3 separate regions of the Homo sapiens genome follow, and all the other regions are linked to region 1. A link is a contact called in ENCODE Hi-C or POLR2A ChIA-PET data. All regions are on one chromosome and are shown on one strand. The core of a region is the stretch at or near the end of the contact, and the rest is flanking DNA. Distances in the headings are between cores, read along the strand shown.

Evidence for each region. Hi-C counts contacts between places; a loop is a spot of excess contacts on that map. ChIA-PET counts read pairs that join two places held with the same protein, here RNA polymerase II (POLR2A). Pooled maps may share reads with other maps.
Region 2: a loop to region 1 is called in a map with no recorded cell type, with 13 times the contacts of the local background. The contact joins the enhancer-like site here to the promoter of FYB2 in region 1. A Hi-C loop is called at or near these places in 7 of 37 single-sample maps with no recorded cell type and 5 of 50 pooled maps. POLR2A ChIA-PET finds 5 or more read pairs at or near these places in 1 of 52 experiments (activated T-cell).
Region 3: a loop to region 1 is called in a pooled map, with 2.9 times the contacts of the local background. The contact joins the enhancer-like site here to the promoter of FYB2 in region 1. A Hi-C loop is called at or near these places in 1 of 37 single-sample maps with no recorded cell type and 3 of 50 pooled maps.

The regions. Positions count from the first base shown.
Region 1 is chr1:56,817,736-56,822,459 of GRCh38, reverse strand. It overlaps FYB2 (FYN binding protein 2), which reads left to right and starts at 3,056. Exons shown (of 20, transcript NM_001004303.5): 1 at 3,056-3,178. The coding sequence starts at 3,170.
Region 2 is chr1:56,522,999-56,527,981 of GRCh38, reverse strand. It overlaps PLPP3 (phospholipid phosphatase 3), which reads left to right. Exons shown (of 6, transcript NM_003713.5): 3 at 3,428-3,705; 4 at 4,102-4,159. Among named protein-coding and RNA genes, the nearest start is that of PLPP3, 54 kb to the left of the region's middle. RefSeq lists an enhancer at 1,972-2,251. Within about 2 kb of position 2,346, at least 7 of the 41 ENCODE cell types and tissues checked have a DNase peak (open chromatin) inside an H3K27ac peak, as active enhancers do.
Region 3 is chr1:56,505,523-56,509,962 of GRCh38, reverse strand. All of the region lies in intron 5 of PLPP3 (phospholipid phosphatase 3), which reads left to right. Among named protein-coding and RNA genes, the nearest start is that of PLPP3, 72 kb to the left of the region's middle. RefSeq lists an enhancer at 1-8. Within about 2 kb of position 1,307, at least 14 of the 41 ENCODE cell types and tissues checked have a DNase peak (open chromatin) inside an H3K27ac peak, as active enhancers do.

The DNA.
Region 1 (4,724 bases), core at 1,807-4,306:
AGATTTTGAGCCAAACTTCAGCCTAAGTATCTGCTAAGCTTTCTCACAGACTACGTTCAAAATTGAGTTTGGAAAAAACTGCTTCAAAGAACCCTTCAAGCTCTCCAATGCTGTGAGTTTATGATTCTGTATTTCTCTACGATTTAAATAGAAGCAAACAGAGCACCTGTGAGCATGGTCTCTGAAGTCAGCCTTCCTGGATTGAAGTCTCTGATCTTCCACTGGTTGTGTTACCTGAAGAGGAGACTTAACTTGTATGTGCCTCAGTTTCCTCTGCTGGAAAATTAGGATCATAATAAGGACTAAATAAAATGATGCTCGCAAGGTCTGGGGCACTGATCCCAGCAGGCAGTAGGTGCTCAGTCAGTCATTTCTTTATACATGATTAAGTGAACCTTCCTGGCTTTAGGCCAGTAAGATCTGCCCTGGCCTAAAGCTAGCAGGAGGTCACCAAAGCACCTTGGATATAGCAGGATTTCATACATCTTTACTGAATTGAAATATTTATTCATAAGGTGTAGTGATATCTGTTGCAACTTAGGTCAACCTTCAAATTTCCCATCCAAAACTTTCCCCACAATGTCAGCAATTTGTACCCACCTCTTCTGCCTTCACCCTCCCATGTAGTCATGTATGAGTTCTCCTTATAGCAAATGAATACAAGGATCTGCCACTTATGGGATGGGGGCCCATGAGAAAACTGGGATTATTACAGGGAAATAAAATGATGCTACTTCATTTGTATATCCAAGTGCTACATGGGCACTTTGACAATGACACAGCCACCAACCATTGAGGAGGAGAGGGGAAAGAAAGAGAGGAACTGACATTACTGGTGTTTACTCATTGCTAAGCAACCCTATCAGGAGATTTTCCCATGGCCATTTGTCCTTAAGCCAACGCTGCCAGACTCTTGTTTACTTTTACAGATGAGAAACATACATCTCAGAGTTGACTTTCCCAAGACCAGCAGCTAGTGGGGAAACTGAGTTTAGCACCTAGAGGATCGTAAGACATACAGCAAGGGATCCTCTGCCATTCCAAGAGTCATAGCTCTTAAGCCGACTGGCAAAACAGTACCCACCCCTAACAGCTACCAATGATTAGTGCCTAGGACCTAGCACTGTAACTAGCCAGAAACCAAAGCAAAATGCGCAGACCTCCCAGGAAGGCGGAGATGAGAGTCCTGCTGCCCTGCTCCACCCACTCTGCCAGTGTAGGCTGGCCTGAGGCCACTAGGGGGAGCCCTTGCACTAGGAGCAAAGGGAATTTGACAGCCCAATTATCAGTTGGGACTGCGGGGAGGGCTCCAAGTTCTCCCGAGAGCTTCCTCCACTGTTTTATTTACAAACTTATACACATAGGAGCATGAACCAGAGTGCTAAGGGAAAGTTACAGATGACTTTTGGCCTGGGTCCCCTTTAGCTTCAGAAATAGGCCCCCCAACTGACTGGGAGCAGAGTCTACACAGCAGTGTTGGCCAAACAGAGAGTCATGAAGTCAAGAAAGTGCTACCATTTATTTAATTCAATGGCATGTCATGGCTCAGAACAGAATGGAAAATATCAGCACGATTACACAAGGTAAGAGTGAGTACTGCTTTGGGGAGTTTTTCTTTTAGCTGATGTGTATGTGTGTTGAGGAAGGATGTAAAAGGTACATCTTACTGTGAGTCATTCATTAATAAAGTTTAAAATACATAGACCTCAAAGGCTTTTATAAAACCCAAACTGCCAGTCCCTGGGCCAGAAGCATTGATGCAGTGTTTTGTCTGGGACTTGAATCCTGTATTTTTGATAGATTCCCAGGCAGCTCTGGTGATCAGCCAGGTTTGGGAATCACCTGTTAGAGGAAATGGCCCTCAGGCGGGGTCTCCTCACCTGTGCTCCACCCCGCCTCTCCCTGGTCAGGACAGGAGAAGATTTCTAAGAACTTGACAAAGCAAGAAAAGTCACACCGGTTACACATAAAGCAGGGCGCAGGCCACCCACTCTGCCCATCCCCAACCCCGGGAGAGCTGAAAGCCCCAAAACTGGCAACTGAGGTTTGGGTTTCCATCTCCAGCTCTGTCAGAAAAACAAACAAACAAAAATAACCCCAGCAAAATAAAATCACTTTAGAGTCAGCCAGATCTGGGTTCCAACCCTGGCTCTTCTAGTTACTACCTATGTGACCATGGGCAGGTGTTACCATCTCTCTGAGACTCAGTTTCCTCACTTTTTTTTTTTTTTTTGAGACGGAGTCTCACTCTGTCCCCCTGGAGTGCAGTGGCATGATCTCGGCTCACTGCAACGTCTGCCTCCCAGGTACAAGCAATTCTCCTGCCTCAGCCTCCCAAGTAGCTGGGATTACAGGCACCCACTACCACACCTGGCTAATTTTTTTTATATTTTTGGTAGAGACAGGGTTTCACCATGTTGGCCACGCTGGTCTCAAACTCCTGACCTCAAGTGATCCACACACCTCGACCTCCCAAAGTGCTGGGATTGCAGGTGTGAGCCACTGCACCCGGCCATTCTTCACCTTTTAAAATGGGAATCCAAATGCCTCAATAAACACCAGGCCAAAAACAGGGTGCTCCTTTATGTTAACTCCTTTTCTGGCCTCCACTAAATCCCCCTGTGGGCTTAGGCATGCTGTCCTGCTGGGCTTTGGTTTCCCTGACCGTGAGAAAGGGTTTGTGAAATTAAGTAGCCGTCTGCAGGGGCGGAGCTGGCAGAGGTTGTTACTAACGGGGATCACACTGTCCAGCCTGCATGGTCTGTACTAACAGGAGCCTGCCATCCCCATTCCTTCACAGCTCCTGCTGCCTGGGCACAAATGCCCTGGAGAGTGAGTGACTGTCAGACCAGCCGGAGGGGAGCAACGGGAAGAGCCGCTTGCTGAGAAGAGGTGGGCTTGGCAGGACTGCAGGTGGAGTACTCTCCCCAGTCCCCTGCAGGTGCTGGTCTAAGCCAAGCTGGGAGGATGGCGGCCGGCCCTGGCCCAGCCCCAGGCAAGGGAGGAGCCTCGGCCCAGATGGGGCAGGTGGGGAGCCTGGGCTCAGGTGTGTCCTGTGGGAAGTGATTGCTCCCTGGCTAGCAGAGACAGAGGAAAGCGGATTGTTGGCCCCAGGACCCAGCTCTGAGAGGCTGGGCTTGTTTCCCTGACTCTGCCTTGGAGGAAAGCAATGGAAGGGGTAAGGCTGTCTCAGTTTTGTTGCTGGCTTTCTGTGTGTCTTTTCTTGCAGGACAAGTTCCTCCCACTTGAGAGCCCTGGGGAAAAACTGCTTGTGTGTGCTGCCTCCTGGGCAGGAATAAACATGTCAGGTGTCAGCCAGTGCATTTCTGCTCACACTGGCTTTGCTCAGGGCGGGTGGGAGGGAAGAGGAGTGTGCCATGTCCTGTGCCACCTGGAGTGTGAGGGGACAGGAGGTGCTGAGGAATGACAGCATGTGGCCTAGCTCTACCCAGCCAGCTGGACTCCTGACCTATTCCCAGATCCTCCGTTGAAGCGCCCGCTGGCTTCTCTCTGTGTTTACTTGCCCTTGTGGACTGTATCTGGCCTCTGCAGTGATTAGCGGGCCTCCTGGTCAGAGAGCAGTGCTTGGTGCTAGGAAGCCGGCTGTGCATTGCTCTTTTGTGGCTTGTGGCTCTAGACCGGGTTCTGCTCCTTGTTAACTGTGTGGCCTGGGGCAAGTGTGTCCGTCATCCTGAGCCCTGGGTCCCTCACTCATGAAAGAGAATTACTGGTACAATAACTACTTTGTGAGACTATCAGAGGTGCTTGTATAAATAGAGATGTATGGAAAAGTATCCTGCCCTACGCCAGCATTCCCTGCCCCTTGGATGGCTGAGTGCTGTTGGCACAGTTGGAGACGTCTTGCCTGACTGACCACATCTTCCTTTTTCCTTCTCCAATTCTCCACTCTCCTCTATTTCCGTCTTCAGTAAGTCAGTTTCTTTTGATGTGCGTGTGCATGTGTGTGTGTGTGTGTGTGTGTGTGTGTGTGTGTGTGTGTGTGTTGCTTCCATACTTTTTATTATATATTTGGAGTCAAGTCATTTTCTCCCATGAATCATGTGGCTTCTCACCCACAAGTTTGGTTTTAAATCAGGGCAGAGGATCCATTTTAGCTTTTGCTGGTCAGGAAAAGCTCCCCTTTGTCTCAGGGCAAAGGGCATGTTTCTCTCTGTGGCAAATCACTCCAGTCCAAATAGCTGAGTTTTGGAAAGGGGTGAGCAGGGGCATGTTGGTATGACTTCATCTCCCTCCTCTGAGTTCTCCCCGCCACCCCCACCTCGACCATACCACTTAGCAATTTTTAAGAAACTCCTCCTTGACGGGAAAGTGCCAGGCTGAATAGATTTAGCGTGCTTGTAAGAAAAGGAAACTGACTTACATTTTCCCCATCTCTGATGGGCCAGGATCCGCACTGGCATCCATTATTTCAGTTTATCTGATGACAATACAGTGTGGTCTATGCCATTGCCCCATTTATTGTAGATGAGGTAACTGACAATGTTATCACTTGCTCAGTATCATACCACTGGCAGCAGAGCTGGGACATGAGCTTACATGTGTCAGTGCCAACTATAAGCCAAGCATCGCTAGCAAGGATTACAATAGGACAGCAGGAAGAATGTTAGGCAAATTAGACAAAAATGTACAAAAGAGCATGTTTGTTAGCTAATCACATTTTTATGGGATAAGCTAATATGATTATATAACTTTCACTGCTCAGA
Region 2 (4,983 bases), core at 1,097-3,596, 290 kb after region 1:
TTTGTAGGAGGAGGGGGAGGGAAGAGCTTATTTTCTTACCCAGGAATAAAAACATTGTGAGTAATGAATAAAGTCCGAAAGCAGTAAATCTGGGACTCGAGAGTTAGGTGTGTAACGTGTCGGAGAACAATTTAAGCCTTCGCCTCGTCTGTAGAGGTGAGGTATTCAGGCTGCCTTTCACAACCCAAATTTCATTAAATAGACTTTTAAGGGTTAGGATTACAAGAAGCCAAGTCCGCCTGGTTCATAATGATGATTTATGGCTGTGTTGTCGACTCCCTGACCCTTCTGTACAAGGGGATAGAGAAAATACATAATTTGTTGCTCATTCACTCTAAAATCTGTCAAGGCTGCCCCAGAAGCCATGTGGTCCTGGAGTCATGTGTCTGCTAAATGGCTTCAGCCTGGCCCTCTCCTTAAAAATCTGCAATTGCTCTTCTGCAGTGGAAATTGGTTTTAATAACAATAGAAATGATAAAATTATCTCAGTGTAGTCTGCTGTGGGTCTTTGAGCTTAAGAGTCAGAATACCTGGGCTCTACTCTTAACTCTGTCACTTACTGGCCTCAAATCCTTCAGAAAAGTCACTGTCTCCCAGAGCCTTAGTATCTCCATCTGTAGAATGGAATATCTTCTTCACAGAGAAGATTCAATGAAACTACAGTACAAAATAAATGTAAGAGATGGCTGCTGTTAACATTATTATTAGGAATTTGAGGTACTGCAAAATGTTCTTTTCATCTCCTTGTTTTCCCTTGAGTGAAGGAAACATTTTACTTTGCAATTTACTATCTTAAGACTGTGACACTAAAAATGGAAGTTTTAGAGATGGGACATTAGAGCTGAAAAGAATCCCTGAATTGTAATCAAACCCCGTCTCCCTAAAGTAACTGGAGCAGAAAGGTGACTCATCTGAGATTAATCAGTAAATTCATAAAAGAGATGCTAATTTGCATTGGAAACTCACATGTTCTTTCTCAGCATCAAACAGGAAATCGTGTTGACTGATCCTCAGGCCACACCTGCTTAGAAACAGTTCCTTAATCTGTAGCAGTGTCTGGTTCAGGGAACCAGAGAGCAATCTGAGGTCAGGGATTTTATCTGGGGCCTTGGTTCTGCTCCCTGCTTCTGGTGTCATCTCTGAGCAAGTAACTTTCCTCTGCCATTGCTTATTACCTGTGCTTGGTTGGCAGGCTAGTGGTGGATGGTGGACGTAGCCCAGGAAAGTTGAGAATAAATGTCATTGCAGTTATGAAGTCATAAATCAGAGTCTAGCACCCTCGTTTTGCAAATGCAGAAACCAATTTATCCCAAATTCACTAAACAAGTAGGGACTTGAACCTCGGCTACTTGACTCCTAGTTCAGTGCTCTTCCTCCTGCATAAAAAATCTCATATGACTTATAAATAAGGAAGAATAAAAAAGATTAAGAGAACATGATTGTGGTAATAAACATCTGGAACTTGTTTGCCTGTGAGGTTACATAGGGTAAATGTATAAACAGGTTCAAAAGGGGAATTAGATCATGAATGGTAGGAAAGAATGCTGGGCAGGGAGTCAGTGCACCTGGGTTTAATCTTTAGATGGGAGCTAATTTGGACCTAAGTTTCTTCTAAATATAATGGTCCCTTTCATTAATGACTTGCCATGCTTCCTGGAGTTTAATCTCTGCAACGTGTTATCAAAGCATTCTTGGTAATGTTGAGGGGATACTTCCAATTTTGTAATAAGGCAACTCTGAGGACTACCGTCCTGCTCCCTTTCCTTCATTTGTTCCTTCAACTGATAGTCTTTGAGCATCTATGCAGGGTCCCATACTAGTTTTGCTCTCTCAGGAAACGGCTATGCCAAGATGCTGGCTAGAGTGGCCTTTGCCTATGTTCCTCTAATACAGAATTGTACTCAATATGTTCTGGGAAAACAAAATGTAGCTCTTATATATAAAGCATTTATGAACACAGAGTCACTGTGTCAATGTTGGCAGTGATAATAGCTGTTCTCACTGCTGCACCTGTTTGTCCCTGGGCCCAGCTGGTGTTTCCTTCCTACGTGGTCGTCCTCCCCCAGACTTTGGAGCCCTTGAGGACCTTGATCAGACCTCATGCCTTGATGCTTTCCTCCACTGTAAAAGAATATTGGGAGCCTTTGCAAAGGAGTGTCCGGATATGCCAGACTATTGCTTCCCTTGTGGCTGTGCACATGCTCTCTTCCCTCTGAAAGGGCAAGTGTAACTCATCATCCTGCCCTGGGAGGAAGTGTGAAGGGACTTTTGTGGTGAGTGATGAGTTGACCATCACTGTCTCTGGGCTGTGGTTACAAGCAGGAAGTGGCCATGGCTGGGCTGTGGAGTTAAGACAAAGGCAGCAGGGTGTGTGGTTGTGCACATCATAGGCATTTACCTTACAGAACATCAGCTGTCCCCCATCCTTAATGTAAATGATGTCACTATATCTATCTTGAGCATCAGGATTTCGTGACATAAAGAATATAAAAGCAATGTCTGGTATATAATAGGTAATCAGTAATTGGTGGATTATTTTCAGTAGTGATAAATCTCCTCTAAGCATCATATCATAGATACAGTATGAAAATCAAGAAAGATTTGAGAAGGATCGTCAGGCTCAGAGAAGACAGCACAGGCTGACTGGAGGAAATTCACAAACACTGAAGGGCATCGTACTACAAGTTTCTTAGTTGTTAGACTGGTATTCTATTCATCACACTCTGCTTCTAAAAAGTAAAAGCATCACTTTCTGTGATCCAGGTCATTTCCCATTCATGTTATCCTATTTGAACCAACAACTGCAAAGGTGAGCAGCCTCCTTTTATGGAGCAGAAGGCCAAAGCTTGGAGGATGTAGATTATTGCTGAAGGATACCAGATTGGTGGCAGAGTCTGAATTCCCCAGGACTTAACCATGGTGTGTCCAGCTCTTCTTACAGAAACTCTCACCATGGCCAATGTCAGCACAAGGCTGAGGCCCTTACTAGAGTCAGGTCATTGTTGGTGATCCTTTACCCCAAATCTCAGAATCTCGAGATTTGCTCAGACCCTGTGACATCATAGCTACCCTTTACCTTGTCGTTGATTCTTCATTTAGTATTTCTTTTCTATAGTTAAGTTCTTGTCTCTCCCTTAAAAAAAAAGATACACACACACACACACACACACACACATACACATATATACATATAAATATATTTGGTTGTATATTTTTGTTGTTACAAAGGGGCTTAAAACACCCAACTATATTAGCGCTTTGATCTTTTCTTCTGTGCATATTTGTGTCTGTATATTTCATAAATAGAAAATTAGGACACTCCTTTGCAAATACTGAATATTCTCCTGTGTTGTTGAATATCCGTTACGGCATCAGTGTTGATGATGAATCTTGATACTGCCTAATTCCCCTGTTGGATTCCTTTTAGATCATCACGGGGGAATTCTACCGGATCTATTACCTGAAGAAGTCGCGGTCGACGATTCAGAACCCCTACGTGGCAGCACTCTATAAGCAAGTGGGCTGCTTCCTCTTTGGCTGTGCCATCAGCCAGTCTTTCACAGACATTGCCAAAGTGTCCATAGGGCGCCTGCGTCCTCACTTCTTGAGTGTCTGCAACCCTGATTTCAGCCAGATCAACTGCTCTGAAGGCTACATTCAGAACTACAGATGCAGAGGTGATGACAGCAAAGTCCAGGAAGCCAGGTGAGACACCACCTCCGCATGGCCAGAGCCTGGACCCCTTTCATACAGTGCAGTTCAGTGAGCACTTACTAGCTGGGCCCTGGTTTAGATGGGTGAATAAGGCATAGTTCCTATTCTTGAGGAACTCACAGTCAGATGATTGAGACAGATATGTAAATCAATACTTCCGATATAGCATGGGTAGGTACATTCATTCATTCATTCTTTTGTTTATTCATGAATTCATAGGTGCCTGCTATGTTCCAGGCATGGGTCCAAAGCACTACCAAGGATGCAAAAATGAACAGGGCCTAGTGCCTGCTCTCAAGGTTACAGTCTAGGGAGGGAAGACAGACAGACAAGTGTGTATCAGGGATGTGAATACGGCCCTTTCATGGCCCTCTCTTGCTCTTGCAGGAAGTCCTTCTTCTCTGGCCATGCCTCCTTCTCCATGTACACTATGCTGTATTTGGTGGTAAGTACCCACCCTTTGATTTGAGCAGTGCTCAGTTCCAGCTTCGATCCCTTCTGATATGATAGCCCTCAAAATAGTTTAGGGGCATGCCATCACTGTGAAATCCTTGAAAAAGAGGTTAGCTAGAAAAGTTAGGTTTAATTCTGAGCGCTGCCACTGCCTTAGCAGAAGTTATTTTACTTTCTAGTTTTTTCCCCCATTTTTCAAATAAAAATAGTATTTGCCATAGCTGCTTGATAAGCATTGTGGACACATTTTGGAATTTTAAAGTGATAAAGACACTTGTATTAGGTTGGTGCAAGAGTAATTGAGGTTTTTGCCGTTACAAAAACCCCTGGACTACATTACTTAAATGGCAAAAACCACTTACTCTTGCACCACCCTAAATATAACATTTTAGGGTACAAACACTGTTTTCTGAAAATCTATGGTGGGAAAAGATTGCTAAGTAAGTCTCAGAAAATTAAAGTGAACTGCCAAAATGTACGTAACAGCAGGACTGTTGCTCAAGCCCAAGCCTTCTGATAAATTTTTTTGCAACGTTCACCATGTCAGTCCTCTATATTCTACGGATGGAAGGGCTTTAAGGATCATCATTACCTAAGTATTTAGAATAATTTTGAGTTTTGCAAAATACTTCTGCTCCATGAGGACGCATGACTTCATAACAACACTGTGAAGTATAAAATCCATGCCCCATTTCTCAAATCCACAGACCAAGGCCCAGAGAGGATAAGCAGCATGTTTGAGTTCCTTCAACCAGTAGTAGAACCATGATTTGATTCCCATGCTCTTCTCATGGCCGTGTCTGCTCTGATTTCCTG
Region 3 (4,440 bases), core at 58-2,557, 310 kb after region 1:
TCCTGTTTGGCTCTCGCTGACTGTAGCACAGTATAGGAATTTGATCCTAGCGTTTACAAAGCACCTACTCTCTGCTGGTACCATTCTGATACTTTACCCATTGTCTTCCTTTTTTTTTTTTTTTTTTTTTGAGAGTCTCGCTCTCTCACCCAGGCTAGAGTGCAATGGCACGATCTCGGCTCACTGCAACCTCTGCCTCTCAGGTTGAAGATTCTTCCCCCTCAGCCTCCCAAGTAGCTGGGATTACAGGCACCCACCGTCATGCCTGGCTAATTTTTGTATTTCTGTAGAGATGGGGTTTCACTGTGTTGGCCAGGCTGGTCTTGAACTCCTGACCTCAGGTGATCCGCCCGCCTCAGCCTCCAAAAGTGCTGGGTTTACAGGTGTGAGCCACTGTGCCCAGCTGCCCACTGTCTTCTTTTAGTCACATTAAGCCATTGTACTACAGCCATTTTACAGAAGTAACTAGCTCAGAGAGGTAACTTAAGTCATCCAGGGTCAGAGAGCTAATAGACAGCTGCACCACGATTCTCATGGACTCAAAGCTATGCCCTCTGCACTCTGCAAGGAGAAGGGGTCCCTGAAGCTGAAGGCCCTGCAGTTAACCCGAAACAGAAGCTCCATAGTTAGCTGCTTAAAGAGTATCATTTAATTGTGTCACGGAGTCCTTCCTAACCCTTTGGGTGGATCCAGTTATTGCTTTGAGTTTGAAAGCCTGATTTACAATGTAAAGATGGTTTGGAAAGGGGTGATAAATCTCTTTCCCTGCCTTTTACTCACTCACCTGTGAACATGCAAGAACAGGGACTCAATCTTACCTATCATTTTTCTCCAAATGCCTGACACCCAGCCTTGTGCTCAGTGGGACCTCATGGTCCAGAATGGCTTGGAATCGCAGCACTGAGAGATTCATTTCATTGAAGCCATCTGAGAGGCCAGGACAGGGAAGTGCCTGGAAGCTGTGGCTACTGAGAATAAAAGTTTGGAAATGTTCAGCTGGGAGGAAAGAAGGTAGTGTCTTTTCCAGCCGTAAGCTCCCAGGATTCTGTTGTCCTGGGTTTGATTGTGAGGGAGACAGAAGCAAAGCTCAGGACCCTGGATTGAGGAGAGATGGGTAGATCTGTGAGGAGGTGTGGGGAACCAGAGACCATGTGATGAAGGCACCAGGTGCCTGGGAGAGGGAACTATGAGTAGGATGACAGGCATCTGCCTCATGGGTTTTGCAGCTTTATCAGGGTTGTGCAATGTAGCTGTCACGTGCCAAGCAGGAGTCTGTGACCTCTGCTCTGCTTGTGCCACATGACAGAACTCTTCCCCACGAATCAGGGCCGCTGTCCCAGGGAATGCCAGGAAGGAGCAAAGTTCTCTTCTTACTCACAACTATGGCTGTATTGAATGGTTTTTGAAACACAGAGACATCACCTGAGGTTAAGAGGATTGATAAAAAAGCAGCATGTATGGCACAAAGGCCACCACTTGAGGTGCCAAGAAACACAGAATCCATTTTCCAGTCTGCCAGATAACCTCCTGAGCCAAGCCTTTACGGACTCCCTGTTAATTGAGTTGTAATCTTCGCTGACATTTGCTGAGAGCCCAAGCACTCAGAGAGAAGGTAGCAAAGCTGGAGTTGACCCCAGACAGCCTGACACAGAGCTGGCACTCCAAGACCCAGGCTTTGGCAGGTCTCCTCTCATCTCTCCACCCCTTCACCTCCCGGCATGTCAAACATTTCAATATTTTCCAACACCTGAGTTTCTGTATTAGATACCTGTCCCCTTTGATGGAACACAGTTCCAGTGTCACCTCATCTCTGATGAAACCTTCTGTATTAGCTGCCTCTGGCTGCTGTAACAAATTACCACAAATTTAGTGGCTTAAAAGAATGCAAGTTTCTTTTCTTACAGTTCTGGAAGTTGGGAGTTGGAAAAGGGTCTCACTGAGCTAAAATCAAGGTGGAACACATTCCATCTAGAGGATCTAAGGGGAGATCTGTTTTCTTGCTTTTTCTAGCTTTCTGGAGCTACCTGAGTTCCTTGACTCATGGCCCCATTCTCCACTTTCAAAGCTAGCAGCATAGAATCTTCACTTCTCCCTCTCTCTCTCACACACACATATACTTTCTCTGGCCTTTGCATCCATTGTCACACCTTCTTCTGTGACTTTTGTCCTTTTGCCTCCCTCTTTTACAGATGCTGGGACCACCTTGATAACCCAGGATGATCTCTCCATCTCAAGATCTTAACTTAATCTCATTTTATCATGTAGCATCATTCATTGCTTCTGGGACTTAGGATGCGGGCATCTTTGGGGGACATTGTTCAGCTTTCCACAACTTCCCCAGTCCCTGGAGACAGTATTGTCTCACTTCCTTCCAGTCCCCCATGGCCTTTTGCACTTTCTTCCTACCATGGCTTTAGGCCTCATCTACTCATGGCCTGCTCATATGTCTGTCTCTTCAGCTAGATTGTGGGTGCCTTAATAGCAGAATCCATGGCTTAACCTTCTGATTATTTATTCTCGGTATGTAGTACAGCAGCTGACACAATAGGTGCTTCATCAGCATTGGGTAAATGGTGAATGATGAATTAGCTTGTGGCTTCAGGCCAGACACTTCCCTTCTGGGCCTAGTTTCCTCACCTGTGAATTGAAGCTGGAGGCCTTGTAGCTCCATGACCTTTGTGCACAGACATTCTATGGCACAGCTGACTTTGTAGTAACTGACTGAGGTACAGTGCATTAACCCTAGAATGCTGGTTCCATAACTGCAGAGCCTTAGGCAACAGGCATGACAGCCGAGAACTTTTACCTGGGTCTGTTGAGGGTAGATCCTGTCACAACAGGCAGACTTGTCTAGACAAAAATCACATGTCAAATGGAAGTCTGGTTTCCTCCTCCATTGCTTACTAATTGAATGCTTTCCAGAAAAGGAAGACAATGGAAGCCAGCACAGACAGAAAACCTATACAGTGTCATGAACTCAACACAAAGACACAAGCACTTAGGGTCGGATAGGCCTGCCTGCACACCTTCAGAGATCTGGACAGAGGTACACAGGACAAAGGAGAAGGCCACAGCCCAGATAGACCATGAGGTGCATGGGCAGACCCAATCGTACTCAGAACCACAGACACACATAAACAGACAGACGAATAAAAAAAAAACACAGGCTCATATTGGCTCTCCCAGCCCCCTCCCGCCTACACACTCACTAAGTTACCCCTACCAAAGATGTGAACTTTACAGTTGGACTCACACAGGGACTAGGACGAAGGAACAGACATCGGTTCATTTCCTGTCTGGTGACAACTTGCATATCTGGTCACCTCCTCCCTGACCCTCTAACAGATGGCAAATTAGGGGCCCCTGGGAGGGGTCAGGGGAGGGCCCGGCTGCCATTGCTGTGGGTTCAGCAGAGGAAGCAGCTGCTCATGGATTTCGTAAATACACAGCAGAGTCTTTCCTGGTTTTCCTCTTCCCGGGGGTGTGGCTCCGCTTGCCGTTGCTCTTTTGTGTGCTGCTATCTTCCTCCAGATGTAGGGAAGGGCGAGGGCGTTCTTTGTCTCTGCCCCAGTGAGGTGACCTTGGGAAAAGACACCAGCAAGAATGCCAGTGTGAAGAAGAGTTCAGCGATGACAACCCCTGCAAAAGGAAACTGCAGTGCAGGGAGAGGCCAGGACACGCCCAAGGACACATAGTAGCAGAGTAGGAACCAAATCCCCAGTTTCTTGATTCCATCTAAAGGGCTAAACAGTAAATTCCAAGCATGCTTAGCCATGGATTTGCAAGGCCTCTTCCTTCTCTAACAGGAGAGAGTCCCATCTATTCCCTTCTGATTTACTCCAGGGCTGCCTGGGCACAGGGGAATGGATGAAATGAGCTCCCAAACCTCTTCTGGCCCTGCAGAAGTCTAGCTCTTTGCCCAGTAATGTGACCTTGAGGTAATCTGATCTTGCCACTGCTGGCCCCCACTCTTAGGCAGGCAGAAACATGGATGTGGGAGAGAGAAGGAAGCAAAGAAATAAACTTTGGCCGCCAATAGATAACGACACTATCTTTGTAGTACTCTACAACTGTTCAAAATACAGTTGACCTTGAACAACATGGGGACTAGAGGTTCCGACCTCCAGCACAATAAAAAGTCCAAATAGAACTTTTGACTCCCTCAAAACTTAAAACTACTAACAGCCTAATGTTGATTGGAAGCCTTACTGATAACATAAACAGTCAATTAACATATGTTTTGTATGTTTTATGTATTATATACAGTATTCTTACAATAAAGTAAGCTAGAGAAAAGAAAATATTATCAAGAAAATTATAAGGAAGAGGAAATATATTTACTATACATTAGGTGGAAGTGATCACCATAAAAGTCTTCATGCTGGTTGTTTCCATGTTGAGTAGGCTCACGAGGAGGAAGAAGAGGAGGGGTTGGTCTTG